Regions from separate parts of the Homo sapiens genome. Here region 2 is linked to region 1. Evidence: read pairs that join two places in POLR2A ChIA-PET (ENCODE). Cell type or tissue: PC-3. All regions are shown on one strand.

Region 1 (8,000 bases):
GCAGCCTGGGTGACAGAGTGAGACCCTGTCTCAAAAAAAAAAAAAGTGCTGGGATTGCAGGTGTGAGCTACTGCATCTGGCCTAAAGTATTTTTTTTATTTCGATTTTACTATTATATAAGCCAAATTTCTAAATACTGGACCAAGAGAAAGACCATTGAAAGAGTAAGCATTGAAGCTTGTGGGTGCTGTGGAATATAGAGGTGATAACCAAAAAGAGCAAGACCAAAACTCCATCTCAAAAAAAAAAAAAAAAAAAAAAAAAGATGCATGAGCAAGCACAGTCAGCAAATTTATTTACTTTATTTCATGCCAGGTACTTGCTAAGCCCTTCATTGGATCCTACCCTCAAACTACTCTGACAAAATGTGTATGTATGTATTTGTTTATTTTAGACAGAGTCTCGCTTTGTCGCCCAGGCTGGAGTGCAGTGGCTCGATCTCAGCTCACTGCAACCTCCGCCTCCCGGGTTCAAGCGATTCTCCTGCCTCAGCCTCCTGAGTAGCTGGGACTACAGGCGTGTGCCACTATTCCTGGCTAATTTTTGTATTTTTAATAGAGATGTGGTTTCACCATGTTGCCCAGGCTGGTCTCGAACTCCTGACCTCAAGAGATCCACCCACCTTGAGCTCCCAAAGTGCTGGGATTACAGGCCTGAGCCACTGCGCCCGGCCAAAATGTGTATTCTTACAAAAGTTAAGGCCTGGAAGGTGGCTCAGCCCTATAATCTCAGCACTTTGGGAGGCGGAGGTGGGAGAATCTTTTGAGCCCAGGAGTTCAAGATCAGCCCTGGCAACAGAGTGAGACCTCATCTCCAAAAAAATTGAAAAAAATTAGCTGGGCATGATGGCACTCGCCTGTAATCCCAGCTACCTGGAAGGCTGAGGCAGGAGAATTGCTTAAATCCGGGAGGCAGAGATGGCAGTGAGCCAAAATTGCAGCATTGCACTCCAGCCTGGGTGACACAGCCAGACTCTGTCTCAAAAAAAAAAAAAAAAAGAGAGACAGTGTCTTACTCTGTCACCCAGGCTGGAGTACAGTGGCACAATCACAGCTCACTGCAGCCTCAACCTCCTGGGCTCAAGCCTTCCCCCCACCTCAACCTGAGGAGTAGTTGGGACTGCAGTCGCGCACCACACATGCCTGGCTAATTTTTGTATTTTCTGTAGAGACAGAGTTTCATGATGTTACCTAGGCTGATCTCGAACTCCTGAGCTCCACTGATCCTCCCACCTCAGCCTCCCAAAGTGCTGGGATTACAGGCTTGCACCACTGCCCCTAGCCTAAATTAATCTTCAATTAATGTTGTAAGCTTAAAAACAGATCTTCTTATGTTTTTAAGTTTAACTTCCATATCCTGATATTCTATTTAGAAATCTTGCAGGTTTTGGATAAAAGTAAGAGTAATAACTTGTTCTTTGATTAATACACAATTAGCCCATGGGCTTGACATATTTAATTTGCTTGAACATTACTCATAGCATTTACAAACTTAGTTAATTAAATTCTCTTAAATATTTAAACTACATTTACAAATTTAATATACTTGATTTTTTTCCCAACCACTTCCAATTCCTCAGGGTAGATTTACAAGTCAAACAAGAAGGAAGTATTCAGCATGTAAATAATTCTCATAAACCTAATAATTCAGACTCTTAAATGTGGCAAGTCAAGTTATCTTGAAGATTCCAGCCCGGGGATAGTGGCTCATGCTTGTAATCCCAGCACTTTGGGAGGCCCAGGCAGGCAGATGACGAGGTCAAGAAATCGAGACCATCCTGGCCAACATGGTGAAACCCTGTCTCTACTAAAAATACAAAAATTAGCTGGGCGTGGTGGTGCGCACCTGTAGTCCCAGCTACTCGAGAGGCTGAAGCAGGAGAATCACTTGAACCCAGGAGGCAGAGATTGCAGTGAGCTGAGATCACGCCACTGCACACCAGCCTGCGACAGAGCAAGACTCCGTCTCAAAAAAACAAAACAAACCAAACACACACACAGAATATCTCAGTCTTCCAAAATCTCTTTTCTAACCTTTACATTAAAAAAGTAACATTATGGGCCGGGCACGGTGGCTAATGCCTGTAATCCCAACACTTTGGGAGGCCAAGGCGGGTGGATCACGAGGTCACAAGTTTAAGACCAGCCTGGCCAAGATGGTGAAACCCCATCTCTACTAAAAATAAAAAAATTAGCTGGGCGCAATGGCAGGCACCTGTAATCCCAGCTACTCGGGAGGCTGAGGCAGGAGAATCGCTCGAACCCGGTAAGCAGAGGTTGCAGTGAGCCGAGACCTCGCCATTGCACTCGAGCCTGGGCAACAAAGCGAGACTCTGTCTCAAAAGAAAAAAAAAAGTAACATTATGCTGGGCTCAGGGCTGTGTGCCTGTAGTCCCAGCTTAAAAAAAAGAAAAAAATCTTGTGTTTTTTTTTATTTGATCATTTCTATTTTCCTTCCCAAAGTAATAAAGTACTTTTAGTTCATATTTTTCTTGCCATAATTCTACAATGGTCTTATTGATTTGCCCCTACAACTAAAAAGAAGTCTGATAATTACCTAAATGAATTTTAAAGTTACCTTTTTTCTTTCCTTAGAGACAGGGTCTCCTTTTGCTGCCTAGGCTGGAGCGCTGTGACAGGATCATAGCTCACTGTAACCTTGAACTCCTGGGCTGAAGGGGTTCCTCCCACCTCAGCCTCCCAAGTAGCTAGTACTACAGGCGTGCACCATCATGCTCGGCTAAGTAAAAAAAAATTTTTTTGTAAAGATGGGGTCTCACTGTGTTGCCAAGGCTGGTCTCAAACTCCCAGCCTAAAGGGATCCTCCTACCTCGGCCTCCCAAAGTGCTGGGATTATAGGTGTGATCCACTGACCTCAGCCTAGTTTACATTTAGAAATTTACATTTCTAAAAAAAAAAAAAAATCTCAGAGTCTCTTCTTAGAAAGTGGGAGAAGGGGCCAGGCGTGGTGTCTCATGCCTGTAATCCCAGCACTTTGGGAGGTCAAGGCGGGCAATTCACCTGAGGTCAGGTGTTCGAGACCAGCTTGGTCCAACATGGTGAAACCCCGTCTCTACTAAAAATACAAAAATTAGCCGGGCATAGTGGCATGCACCTGTAATCCCAGCTCTTCAGGAGGCTGAAGCAAGATAATTGCTTGAACCTGGGAGGCAGATGTTGCAGTGAGCCAAGATAGTGTCACTGCACTCCAGCCTGGGCAACAGAGCAAGACTCCATCTCAAAAAAAAAAAAAAGAAAGTGGGAGAAGGGAGGCGTTTTTTGTTTTTGTTTTTGTTTTTAAGTAGTGCAGTGTCACAGTCTCAGCTCACTGCAACCTCTGCCTCCTGGGTTCAAGCGATTCTTTCTCCTGCCTCAGCCTCCAGAGTAGCTGGGATTACAGGCGTCTGCCACCACACCCAGCTAATTTTTGTGTATTTAGTAGAGATGGGGTTTCTCCATGTTGACCAGGCTGGTCTCAAATTCCTGACCTCAAGTGATCCACCCATCTTGACCTCCCAAAGTGCTGGGATTACAGGCGTGAGCCGCTGCGCCCAGCTGGGAAGGGAGGCATATCTGAGAGGGAGTATCGTGAAAAGGAAGAAAAATGTCTTCAAAAAGACACCCTCTCCTTGCTCTTGTTTTGCTCTTGTTGCCCAGGCTGGAGTGCAATGGTGCGATCTCGGCTCAGCGCAACCTCCGCCTCCCGGGTTCAAGCAATTCTCCTGCCTCAGCCTCCCAAATAGCTGGGATTACAGGCATGTGCCACCACGCCCTGCTAATTTTGTATTTTTAGTAGAGATGGGGTTTCTCCACGTTGGTCATGCTGGTCTTGAACTCCCGACCTCAGGTGATTTGCCTGCCTTGACCTCTTAAAGTGCTGGGATTACAGGCCACCATGCCAGTCCTGTTTCCTGTTTTCAAAAATAGAAATAGTATGTACAACTGTCTCTTTTGTTTAAAGGATATGTTAAGGAGTATAAGAAAAACTTAAATAATCATTTATTTACGCAGATTTTATTTATTTATTTATGTTTTTGAAATATAGCCTCAGCCAGGTGCGGTGGCTTACACCTGTAATCCCAGCACTTTGGGAGGCCGAGGCGGGCGGATCACGAGGTCAGGAGTTTGAGACCAGCCCGGCCAACATGGTGAAACCCTGTCTCTACTAAAAATACAAAAATTAGCTGGGCATGTTGGGGGGCTTCTGTAATCCCAGCTACTTGGGAGGCTGAGGCAGGAGAATTGCTTGAAACCAGAAAGTGGAGGTTGCAGTGAGCTCAGATTGCTGCCACTGCACTCCAGCCTGGGCAACACAAGAGAAACTCTGCCTCAAAAAAAAAAAAAGAAAGAAAGAAAGTCTCACTTTGTCATCCAGGCTAGAGTGCAGTGGTACTGCAGTGGTGCAACCTCCGCCTCCTGGACTCAAGCAATCCTCCTACCTCAGCCTCCTGAGTAGCTAGGAATACAGGTATGTGCCACCATGCCTGGCTAATTTGTGTGTGTGTGTGTGTGTGTGTGTGTGTGTGTATGTGTATATATATATATATATATATATATATATATATATATGTATATATTTGTCATACATATATATTTGGTAGAGACATGGGTTTCACCATGTTGGCCAGGCTGGTCTGGAACTCCTGACCTCAAGTGACCTGCCCACCTCAGCTTCCCAAAGTGCTGGGCTTATAGGCGTGAGCCACCATGCCCGGCCCATTATTTTTATTTATTTTTTATTTTTATTAATTTTTTTTTCTGACTCTGCTCAGAAAGAATGCTAGCAGGTTTGATGCCAGCAGATGATTAAACAAGTGCTTTCGTGTTTGCACTTGTTTGCACTTCCTCTCCTGCTTGCGTGCAATTGTCATGAAAACATGCTCAGTCTAACCTGAGTCATATCTGGGCCAGCTAGCTGGAGGGATGTGAGAGAGACACATGGAGGGAACCCCAGCTGTGCAGGGGAGGCCATCCTATACCAGCCAGGTCCCAGGGAGTCCTCAATCACCTGATTAAAGATGCATGAGTGCAGCCAGGCATGGTGGCTCACGCCTGTAATCCCAGCACTTTGGGAGGCCAAGGAGGGCGGATCACCCGAGGTCGGGAGTTCAAGACCAGCCGACCAACATGGGGAAACCCTGTCTCTACTAAAAATACAAAATTAGCCAGGTGTGGTGGCGCATGCCTGTAATCCCAGCTACTCGGGAGGCTGAGGCAGGAGAATCCCTTAAACCCAGGAGATGGAGTTTGCAGTGAGCCGAGATCGCACCATTGCACTGCAGCCTGGGCAACAAGAGCAAAACTCTGTCTCAAAAAAAAAGAAAGAAAGAAAGAAAAAAGATGCATGAACAAGCCCAGTCAGCGGAACTGCTCAGTTGACATTGGCTGGAAGAAATCATAAATGGTTTTATGACCACTGTAATTGCCCACCTGGGTTCTTCCTGCCTGCTGCCCAGAAAAGCCAAACACGGAGAACACCAGGAATTGCAGTAGAGAAAGTTTAATCACAGGGCCAACCAGGCTGAAGGATGGAAGATGTTTATCAAATCTGCTTCCCTGAGAATTTGGAATCCAGGGATTTTTAAGGATAGTTTGGTGGGCAGGGGGCTAGGGAATGGGAAATGCTGATTGGTTGGGTTGGGAATGAAATCGTAGGGGGATGAAGCTGTCTTCTTATGCTGAATCAATTCCTATAGGGGTCAGAAACCTACTGTGTCAGTTTATTGGTAAAGGTTACTGGTTTGGGCAGTGTCAGCTGGTCCATCAGAATGCAGGGTCTGAAAAATACCTCAAGCACTAGTCCTAGGATTTACAATAGTAATGTTATCCATAGGAGCAATTGAGAAAGTTACAAACCTTGTAACCTCTAGCTGCATGACTCCCAAACCATAATTCTAACCTTGTGCCCATTTTTTTTTTTACAAAGGCAGTTTCAAGCCTGGGCAACATGATGAAACCTGTCTCTACAAAATATACAAAAATTAGCCAGGCATCATGGCACCTGGGACCTGTGGTCCCAGCTACTGGGGAGGCTGAGACAGGAGGACCGCTTGAGCCTCAGAGGTGGAGGTTGCAGTGAGCTGAGATAATGCCACTGAAACTCCAGCCTGGGTGACAGAACAAGACCCTGTCTCAAAAACAACATCAGTGGCTGGGCGTGGTGGCTTACACCTGTAATCCCAGCACTTCGGGAGGCCGAGGTGGGCAAATCGCCTGTGCTCAAGAGTTTAAGACCACCCTGAGCAACATGGGGAAACCCTGTCTCTACTAAAACACAAAATATTAGTCAGGCATGGTGGAGGCACATGCCTGTAATCCCAGCTACTCGGGAGGCTGAGGTAGGAGAATCATTTGAACCCAGGTTGCGGTGAGCCGAGATCGCACCATTGCACACTCCAGCCTGGTCAACAAGAGCAAAACTCCCGCCAGGCATGGTGGCTTATGCCTGTAATCCCAGCACTTTGGGAGGCCGAGGTGGGCAGATCACAAGGTCAGGAGATCAAGACCATCCTGGCTAACACGGTGAAACCCTGTCTCTACTAAAAATACAAAAATTAGCCGGGCATGGTGGTGGCCGCCTGTAGTCCCAGTTACTTGGAGAGACTGAGGCAAGAGAATGGCGTGAAGCCGGGAGGCGGAGTGCAGTGATCCGAGACCATGCCACTGCACTCCAGCCTGGGTGACAGAGCGAGAGTCCGTCTCAAAAAAAGAAAGAAAGAAAGAAAGAAAATATACCAAACGAACTTGTAGATTTGAGCAAAGAAATCTCCAGTCAGAATGTTGAAAGTGTCCATTGGCTTTTACCATCTGTGTTTGATAAAGTTTTCTTTCTTTTTTTTTTTTTGACACAGAGTCTTGCTCTCTTGCCAGGGCTGGAGTGCAATGGCACGATCTAGGCTCAACCTCCGCCTCCCGGGTTCAAGTGATTCTCCTGCCTCAGCCTCCTGAGTATCTGGGATTACAGGTGCATGTCACAACGCCCAGCTAATTTTTGTATTTTTTTTAGTAAAGATGGGGTTTCCCCATGTTGGCCAGGCTGGTCTTGAACTCCTGACCTCAGGTGATCCACCTGCCTGGGCCTCCCAAAGTGTTGGGATTACAGGCGTGAGCCACCATGCCCAGCCCTTGATAACGTTTTCTAAGCTGGATCCATGGCTCATGTCTGTAATCCCAACACTTGTGGAGGCCAAGGCAGGAGGATCCTTTGAGGCTAGGAGTTCGAAACTAGTCTGGCCCATGTAGACAGATCTCATCTGTACAAAAAAAATTTTAAAATTAGCCAGGCATGCTGGCAGGTTCCTGTGGTTACAGGTACTCCGGAGGCTGAGGTGGGAGGATTACTTGAGCCTAGGAGGTCAAGGCTGCAGTGAACCATGATCGTGCCTCTGTACTCCAGCCTGGGTGACCCCATCTCAAAAAATTTTTTTACAAGAGGTGAGCTAAAGAGATGAACTAGTCAATTTGCAAGCTGAATTCAGAGGAAATGTGGAGGGTGCAGCATTTTCTGGGTTGGAAAAACAAAATTACTTCCCTGCTGGGCCTGGTCATTCACACCTGTAATCCCAGCACTTTGGGAGGCTGAGACAGGCAGATCACTTGAGGTCCGGAGTTCCAGACCAGCCTGGTCAACATGATGAAACCCCGTCTCTACTAAAAATACAAAAATTAGCTGGGTGTGGTAGCATGCCCCTGTAGTCCCAGCTACTCAGAAGGCTGAGGCAGGAGAATCACTTGAACCTGGGAAGTAGAGGTTACGGTGAGCTGAGATCTCACCACCGTACTCCAGCCTGGGTGACAGAGCAAGACTGTCTCAAGAGAAAATTTATTTCTCATTTCTAGCCTCTTAGCCCAGTAAAGAAATGCACTCTAGGGCATGGCTGAAGACTGTTAAATTCTCTGGGAATATCAAGACAGTGCCTAGTAGACCCTCTGACAAAAGGACATCTGTGAATTTTAAAAGCATGACTCCCACAGCACCCTCACACAGTTAGTTGATACCTA
Region 2 (8,000 bases), 330 kb after region 1:
CCCCACCCTGAGCTCAGTGGGCCCCCAGCCCACACCACAGGCTGAGGGAGGCTTGGTTGTCATGGTGACGTCCAGGTACCCAGAATAAAGAAGGGGCTGCTGGGGAGTGGCACAGTCATCTGTACATCAAAAACAGTTGCTGGCTCTGCTCCTTTCCAGCTTTGCACTGACCTGTCTATCCAGGCCTCACTTGGGCCAGAGCCCAGCTTCACGAAGCCTTGCCTGGCCTTGTCAGGCACAATCAATTGTTCCCTCATCTGATCAGCCCTTACACCCGTCCACGGCAGGCTGGCCACTGCACTATGCTAACTTGAGCTGCGTCTGTTCCCTGGCCAGGGTGGGGTGCTCCCCTGCGGTCTACTTTAATGAGTCCACCCCCACCACAGCTCTCTGGGAGGGTTCCTAGGCAGACTGCACCTTGGCTGAGCCAATAAGTGGAACCCACCCCCCCTTCCTATCTACTCCTTTGACCCAGATCAAGCATCAGCTCCCGTGAGCTCTTCTCCCAAGAATTTTAGTCCTGTTCATCTCTGTGTTGACACCGTTCATGTCCAATAAGCTTCTCTTGCAGTTGATGGGTGTGGGGTGGGGTGAGGGCAAGAGGGCCCAAATGGGCTGCTGAAGCCAGGCCTGGGAAGGAGGGGCTAGGGAGCAGTGGGGATATGGGAAATGAGGGCAGGCCACGGCATAAGGAAGGGGAAGGCTGGCTTCCTGGCCCCTTGCTGGCCAGACACACTGTCCTGGAGCTCTGAGTAGCTTTAAACCATACCCACCAGGAATTAAGTGTTGAGAGAAAATGAGCCTGCAGGTGCTGGGGTTTGGAACAATGCCATGTGAAGAGGCCTCCTTTCAAGGCTGCTGGATCAGGTGACCTTGAGGACATCTCACACTGAGAGGGTGGGGTACAGCGTGTAAAGGTGTGCCTAATGGATGCCAGTGTGTGGAGGAGGGCCCACTCCATCCCAGGAGGCAGATGTTGGTCAGGAGCGTGAATGGGGGACTTAGCTCCTGGTCATAGATATGTGCAGGCGTCAGCTGTAGGACTCTGGTGAACAGGAGAGGCAGGTCCAGGTGTATTTACATTTCTTTCTGACTCTGCCTAATTATTTCTCCCAATTGCTCCCACTTTGAGCCCAGCCCAAGGTTGTCCTTTGATCAACACTGCCATGCCTCCCAACGCTAATCTGCCAACCATAAGCGTCCCGAGCTTCTCTCGCCCGGACATTAACCATGAGTCCTCTGGGCTGGCATGTGCAATGGGCCCAGCCGGAGTGCTGCTGGGAAACCTGCTCAGGGGGCGAGCTGAGCCTCCTGGGATAATTCTGACTAAATGATTCTTCACGGAGTTGACTTGAAATGTGATGAATGGGTCCCCAGTGCTCTTAAAGCCTCCGAAGTCAGAGCCACAGAAAAGACTCTGGGAGTGGCCTTGAGTCCAGCCCTGGAGAAAACCAAAGGTTGGAGTCATGAAGTAACTGCTTATCCACTCAGTGACGGCAGAGTTGAAACTAGGACCCAGGACTTGCCTCCTTCTTCTTCTCATGCCACAAAGATAAGAACATGCATTTCCTGACATGCAATTTGCTAACCTCTTCCCAGGTTATGTGTGTGAAAGTACCAGGCTACCAGATGGCGTTGAGTCCGAATTAAGGTGGTGTCTCATTGCATTTCACATCATGACCAAGCAATGTCTTACCACCCCACAAAAAGCCAACTGAGGCTTCCTTGAGTGGAAAGACCACAGTGTTGAGGGCAGGGGCTCTGTGAGCAGGTACCTAGAGCTAGAAGTCAAAACAAGGAAATGTTTCGAGGGAGGAAGGCAAGTTAAATGTCAGGCCTCTGAGCCCAAGTTAAGCCATCATCATATGCCCTGTGATTTGCACGTATACATCCAGATGGCCTGAAGCAACTGAAGATCCACAAAAGAAGTGAAAATAGCCTGTTACCGCCTTAACTGATGACATTCCACCACTGTGATTTGTTCCTGCCCCACCCTAACTGATCAATTGACTTTGTGACAATACACCCTCCCCACCCTTGAGAAGGTACTTTGTAATATACTCCCCGACCCTTAGGAAGGTGCTTGGTAATATTCTCCCCACCCTTGAGAATATACTTTGTAAGATCCACCCCCTGCCCACAAAAAATTGCTCCTAACTCCACCACCTATTCCAAACCTAGAAGAACTAATGAAAATCCCATCATCCTTTGCTGACTCTTTTCGGACTCAGCCCAACTGCACCCAGGTGATTAAAAAGCTTTATTGCTCACACAAAGCCTGTTTGGTGGTCTCTTCACAGGGAGGCGCATGACATTAAAGACAAGGAAGCTGCCCTCTTTTGTGTGCCCCTACCCTCTCCTACCCTCTCCCCTACCCTCTCTCCCCTACCCTCTCCCCTACCCTCACTCTCCCCTACCCTCAGCCTGAATCTGCCTTTGGTTAAATGCCTGATGGAATTTTGCAAAAATGAGAGATTTGCTCGGATCACCCCAAATTCCACTGGGTGGAGGATGGGCGGGGAGCTCCAGCAGTGAGAGCGTGGCAATGGAACTGCTTTGTCGAGCTGAGACAAGCATGTCTCTTCTGGACAGCAGATGGGCCCTCTTTGTGAGCCTGTCGCTGCAGACCCGTCTGGGTCCCTGTAAAAAGTAAAGGTTCCTCTATCAAACACTTTCCTCCCCGTCTAATTAGGAATAAATAGTAACTTCTCTTAGAAGCAAAATTTATTCAAAGACCTGTGCTAACATTCTTAAATATCTGCTAGCCGTAATAAAGAAATCAATATACTTTATGTTCTTAGCTCCCACAATTTAGCCTAAATATTTGTCCTGGGTTGCTTATACTGGTCCAAGCAAGCATTAGGTCATAGCCTGTTCCTCTTCCTTATTTGAAGGTGTTTTTACCTTTCTCAGCATTACACAAGTTACTTCCTCCTTCCTTTATTCTCCTCTACCTTTGCCTCTTTTAAAAAGTTCTCAGTTGCTAGCCAATCAGGACAAATACAGAACGTGAGGTCCCGTTCCAGCCAGTGGAAACCGGATACAGCAGTAGGGTGGACGCGTCAGGTTATGAATGACCCTGTCTCCTTCGTTCGGTGTACTCGTGGCAAAACTGCTGGCGAGTGTACCCTTCCTCCAGGAAGTAAAAATGGCCTTGCTAAATAAATTTATGTTCAAGTACGATTTCTTTACGGCACCGGAAAACAAGCATTTCAAACAATTCAGCTGCTAAGGGGAGAACTATGCTCTCAAGATCACACTCAGCTAAAAACCTCACAGGTCCTCAGGTAGTGGCAACAAGGCATCCTAGCTCACATTGATTCCTTTGGCAGTTTACAGGTTTTAATACACATTCCCATGTTATTTTGAGTCTCTTAACCATGGACGAAGAGTAAGGAGAAAAAAGCTTCCCTATGCAGGTGGGAAGACTGATCTGCATCCACTCAAAAGTGAAGTGGAGTAAAACGATTCCAGGCCAGTCCGTCTCCATGCCACACGAGGCCCCGTGCCCCAGGGCATCCATGGGAGGCCACAGCTGTTGATCATAGTTCTTCCCTTTGCCCACTTTTGTCTTTACAAGTAATCATTTCTCTGTTTCCCATCAACATCTCTGTCCCAGGCAGAGATGTCACCCTTCCCCACCCTAGGCCAGACTTGAGGCTGCTGTCCCTGGCACCCCCTGCAGAGCCTGCCCCTCTGGCCCCCCCACTGAGCAAGTGAGTGTGTTCAGCAGAAATGTTCCTCAGCTAGCAGAGATCAATACATCAATAGAAACATCAGCCTGAACATAAACAGAGGGAGGTTGAGGGGAACAGGGGCAGGGGATAAATGCATTCTGCAAAGAGAAAAGCCAGACAGCCCCATCGGGATCTGTGCTCCTGGGAGCGTCTCACCTGCATTGTTAAAGAAGGGAGAGAGACTCATTACTTCAGGCCCTGCTAATTAAGAATCACCATCATGGGAGGCTGAGGCAGGAGAATTGCTTGAACCCAGGAGGCAGAGGTTGCAGTGAGCCGAGATAGCACCACTGCACTCCAGCTAGGGTGACAGAGTGTGAGACTCCGTCTCAAAGAAAAAAAAAGAACTGCCTTCAGATTGGCCTAGGCTGAATTCTGCCTTCATTCTAGGACTGGCGAGCTGGCTCACCTGAAGGCAGCCTTTTCTATCTTGGCCTTACAGGAGCATTGTGGGTGGGATTCCTAGCCATTCCTTTCTTGGGGCTCCATAAGTACTGGGAGTGGGAGCCCCCTGAGCCAAGCATGGTGCCTTTGAGCTACAAACACCTGGCAAGTGCAGGACGAACTGCCGTGGCCGGACTCTGAGCAGCTTAGATATGCAGCAGCCAACTAGCGAAGAAGCGGAAGTGTAACTTGGATTCCAGTGAAGAATGAAAGGCCCCTAAGCAAGGGCAGCAGTCCAACTATCCATGTCGACACAAGTGATGGGAACTAACTCTGGCTTCACTCAGCCTCAGTAAACCTCCAAAGGCACCGTTCTGGAGGGCCATCAGCCTGGCGCCCACAGCCAGCATGGGGAGCACCTGGATGAGGTCTCCTTTGCAGAACTTTGGGGAGGAGGGTGGAGAAGAATGCTTAGCAGGATGCCAGCACCCTCTGGCAGGGGCTCCAGGATGCTCAGTTCTGGGCTCTGGGCCACAGAAACTTCTATCCTTTCCTTTAGCGAATTTGGGAGAATACGCCCAGACCAAGACCAAGAAGCAGTTTGCAGGTTTAGTTTAGTTTAGTTTAGTTTAGTTTTGTTTTGTTTTGTTTGACACGGAGTCTCGCTCTGTAGCCCAGGCTGGAGTGCAATGGCTCAATTTCAGCTCACTGCAACCTCTGCCACCTGGGTTCAAGTGATTCTCCTGCCTCAGCCTCCTGAGTAGCTGGGATTATAGGCATGCACCACCATGCCCGGCTAATTTTTGTATTTTTAGTAGAGACAGGGTTTCACCATGTTGGCCAGGCTGGTCTGTAACTCCTGACCTCAGGTGATCTGCCCGCCTCGGCCTCCCAAAGTGTTAGGATTACAGGCATGAGCCACCGCGCCTGGCCAGCAGTTTGCCAGTTTCTATGGCACAGCTACCCTGAAGAGGTGCAGATCATCAAGTCTGGGTGGATTCTCTGTCACACATTCTTTGATAGTGTTTTTAAAAAGGAATTGGGATTCGAATTGGCGGTGGCTTCTAGTTTGCGGTTCAAGTTTGACCGCTGCCGGCCAGCGTCCTCTGGCCATGGACACCCCGGAAAATGTCCTTCATATGAATATCAACCACTTTTACTTGCTGTGAGTCAAAGAAAACTGAAAATGGTGGAAGTTTTATTAAAGAAAAACACAAATGTAAATGCAATTGATTATCTTAGCAGATCAGCCCTCATACTTGCTGTTAATCTTGGAGAAAAAGATATAGTCGTTCTTCTTCTGCAGCACAATACTGATGTGTTTTCTCGAGATGCATATGGAAAGACTGCAGAAGATTATGCAATTGAGGCTAAGAATAAAATTTTCAAGAAATACAGGATCAACTTACAGCAACTATAAGATGTACTATGGAGACGGAAGGCCATGCACAAAAATACAATGTGAAGCAGCACACAAAATAAGGCTTGAAGTAGAAAATGCCGTGATAAGAAAAACTATTAAAAAGCAAGATGACCAAATTGAGCGGCTTGAGAAAATCCTGCAATGTTCAAGTTTGCTGCAGCAGGTATTGCAAGAAAATGGAACTACAGAAGTAGATGAAGCTTCTTCTGAATTTAAATCTGGATCCTTGCAGGGGTCCCCAGCCTGCAAACCATGGACAGGTCCATGACCTATTAGGAACCAGGCTGCACAGCAAGAGGTGAGTGGCAGGCAAGCGAGTGAAGCTTCGTCTGTATTTCCAGCCACTCCCCGTTGCTCACATTATCACCTGAGCTCTGCCTCCTGTCAGATCAGCAAAGGCATTAGATTCTCATAGGAGTGAAAATCCTATTGTGAAATGCATGTTCAAGGGATCTAGGTCACATGCTCCTTATGAGACTCTAATGCCTGATGATATGTCATTGTCTCCTATCTCTTCACGATGGGACCATCTAGTTGCAGAAAAACAAGCTCAGGACTCCCATTGATTCTACATTATGATGACTTGTGTAATTATTTCATTATGTATTACAATGTAGTAATAATAGAAATAAAGTGCACAATAGATGTAAAAAAAAAAAAAGGAATTGGAAGGAGCAGACAGACCTGCTTAGCATTGTTAGGGTTTGTTCATCATGGCAGGTCTTTTCCAAATAGGCCACCACGTTGCTGATTTTCATTCCTCTGGGAAGTTCTCCAGAGTCCAAATTCTTGCGTCAATTACTTCAAAACTCAGTTTTATACCTGTTACTTCACTTATGTCAAACCACTCAAGGAATAGTGGCGTTGTTGGGGCCAGGAGGTGTTGCGGAGCAAGAGAGAGGAAGGAGAAGCAGTTTTTGGGGACTGGCTGGGTGGGGTTGGACACCCAAGAGTTCAGAATTTGGGCATTTGGGGAGCAAGGGGAGGCCATCCCCTAAGATCCTGGTGGTGGCATCCACGCCCCTGAAAAATCACTTTTGAAATCTGTGCTCTAGCTTAACAAAGAATTCTCCTCTCAAGTATCAAGTGACCCAAGGGGTACTCTGGGTTAAATAAAAGGGAACAGCCAGCAGAAACTGTCCTAAGAAGAACCTGGGGTTCTTGGGGCAGATTAGGAAATTAATACCAAAGAGAGGCTTAGGGCAGCTGCTGCCCAGCCTAGTAACCAGAAGTGGTCTTCTGGGTCTTGAGGTCTTCAGACCGGTAAGTCAGCGTCCGGTGAACAGCCTCAATTAGAGACCATAGCTCTCAGGCCTTCTGCTGAGGATGCCTGAGGTCTTTGCTGACACCTGTTCTTGAAAAGCATGGAGATCAGGACAGTTTGAGCTTCAGGTAGATGAGCAGAGAGCAGAACAGGGCTCTGAGCTGGGTGGCCTCCTCCTTCCTCTGAGGAATCATGGGGAGAGGATGATTAAAAAGAAAGGATGTCTGTGGGGGTAGGGAGTGGGCTTGGGAATATTCGGGATCAGTGACCCTCGGGTCCTCTACCTTGGCCTGATGTGGAGTTGCATTTGCTTTCCCTGAGTTTCAGGCTTGTACACAGGGAGGGGTATGTGAACAAGCAAGCCCTGATGTGCTGAGGACACGATGGCGGTAGCAGGCCTGGGGACTCGCCATAAATAGCCCCAAGATGCATCAGGAATGGGATGGGGCTGTTGGTAACCTCCTTGCTCAGCTAATGATAGTTATAGCACCCTACAACTCAGGGGCACTTGATTTATTTACCAGGTCCTTCCATACCCATTAACTCATGGGAACTTTCCAAGGGTACTATAAAATGGACAAGTAGAGGTGACTGGGTCTCAAGAGAGGTGACTCACATGATGAGTCAGTGGTAGGACTGGCACTGGACTCCACCCCAGAGCTCTCAGCTCTGGCCCTCTTCCCTCCTACTCCACCATACTACAGAGGGACAGTCCCATAGGAAGACCCCCAGGTCAACCCAAGAAACAGCCACACGAATGTGAGGGTGTCCAGAGCCGCTCTGCTTCCAGGCACCTCCCTCCTCATTCAGACACCTTCTAAACCCAGCTTGGAAGGATGCCCTCTCACCAGTTGCTGCATGCCCTCACTTTTGAACTTTGTAGATTGGGAGCTTGAGGGCACACACCACCCCCCCTGCACAGGACGAGAGGTCGACAGGTACAGGCAGCTAGGAGCAATTCACACCCACCAGTAAGTGGGGAAGAGGCTGGCTTAGCCCTTTGGGATACCTGGCCAGGCCTTGTGGAGACCCAGCTGGGCTCCTCAGAGCAGGGACAGCCCATGGGCTCCATAAACTTCAGTGACTCATGGGTGACCACCCTGATAGGGCCAGGGAGAGGCAGAGAGGTAGCCTGCCCTAATCACTGCCTGAAGGCTCTGACATCAGAGAGGTTTGCTGGCCTCCCTCTCAA

The links. Peaks named below come from ENCODE experiments on the same cell type or tissue, not always from the same donor. Only the 100,000 strongest peaks of a DNase experiment are listed, where the experiment ranks them.
Region 2: POLR2A ChIA-PET joins it to region 1 with 10 read pairs; 3 of 35 experiments call an interaction of 5 or more read pairs at or near these places.

The regions. Positions count from the first base shown.
Region 1 is chr6:33,552,163-33,560,162 of GRCh38, forward strand. No RefSeq gene overlaps it. Among named protein-coding and RNA genes, the nearest start is that of BAK1, 24 kb to the right of the region's middle. In PC-3, no CTCF peak of the experiment used is centred here; a DNase peak (open chromatin) is centred at 4,869; H3K27ac peaks cover 2,763 bases.
Region 2 is chr6:33,877,907-33,885,906 of GRCh38, forward strand. It overlaps a transcript of LOC105375027 not described here. Among named protein-coding and RNA genes, the nearest start is that of LINC01016, 15 kb to the right of the region's middle. RefSeq lists an enhancer at 697-1,197. In PC-3, no CTCF peak of the experiment used is centred here; a DNase peak (open chromatin) is centred at 7,405; H3K27ac peaks cover 716 bases.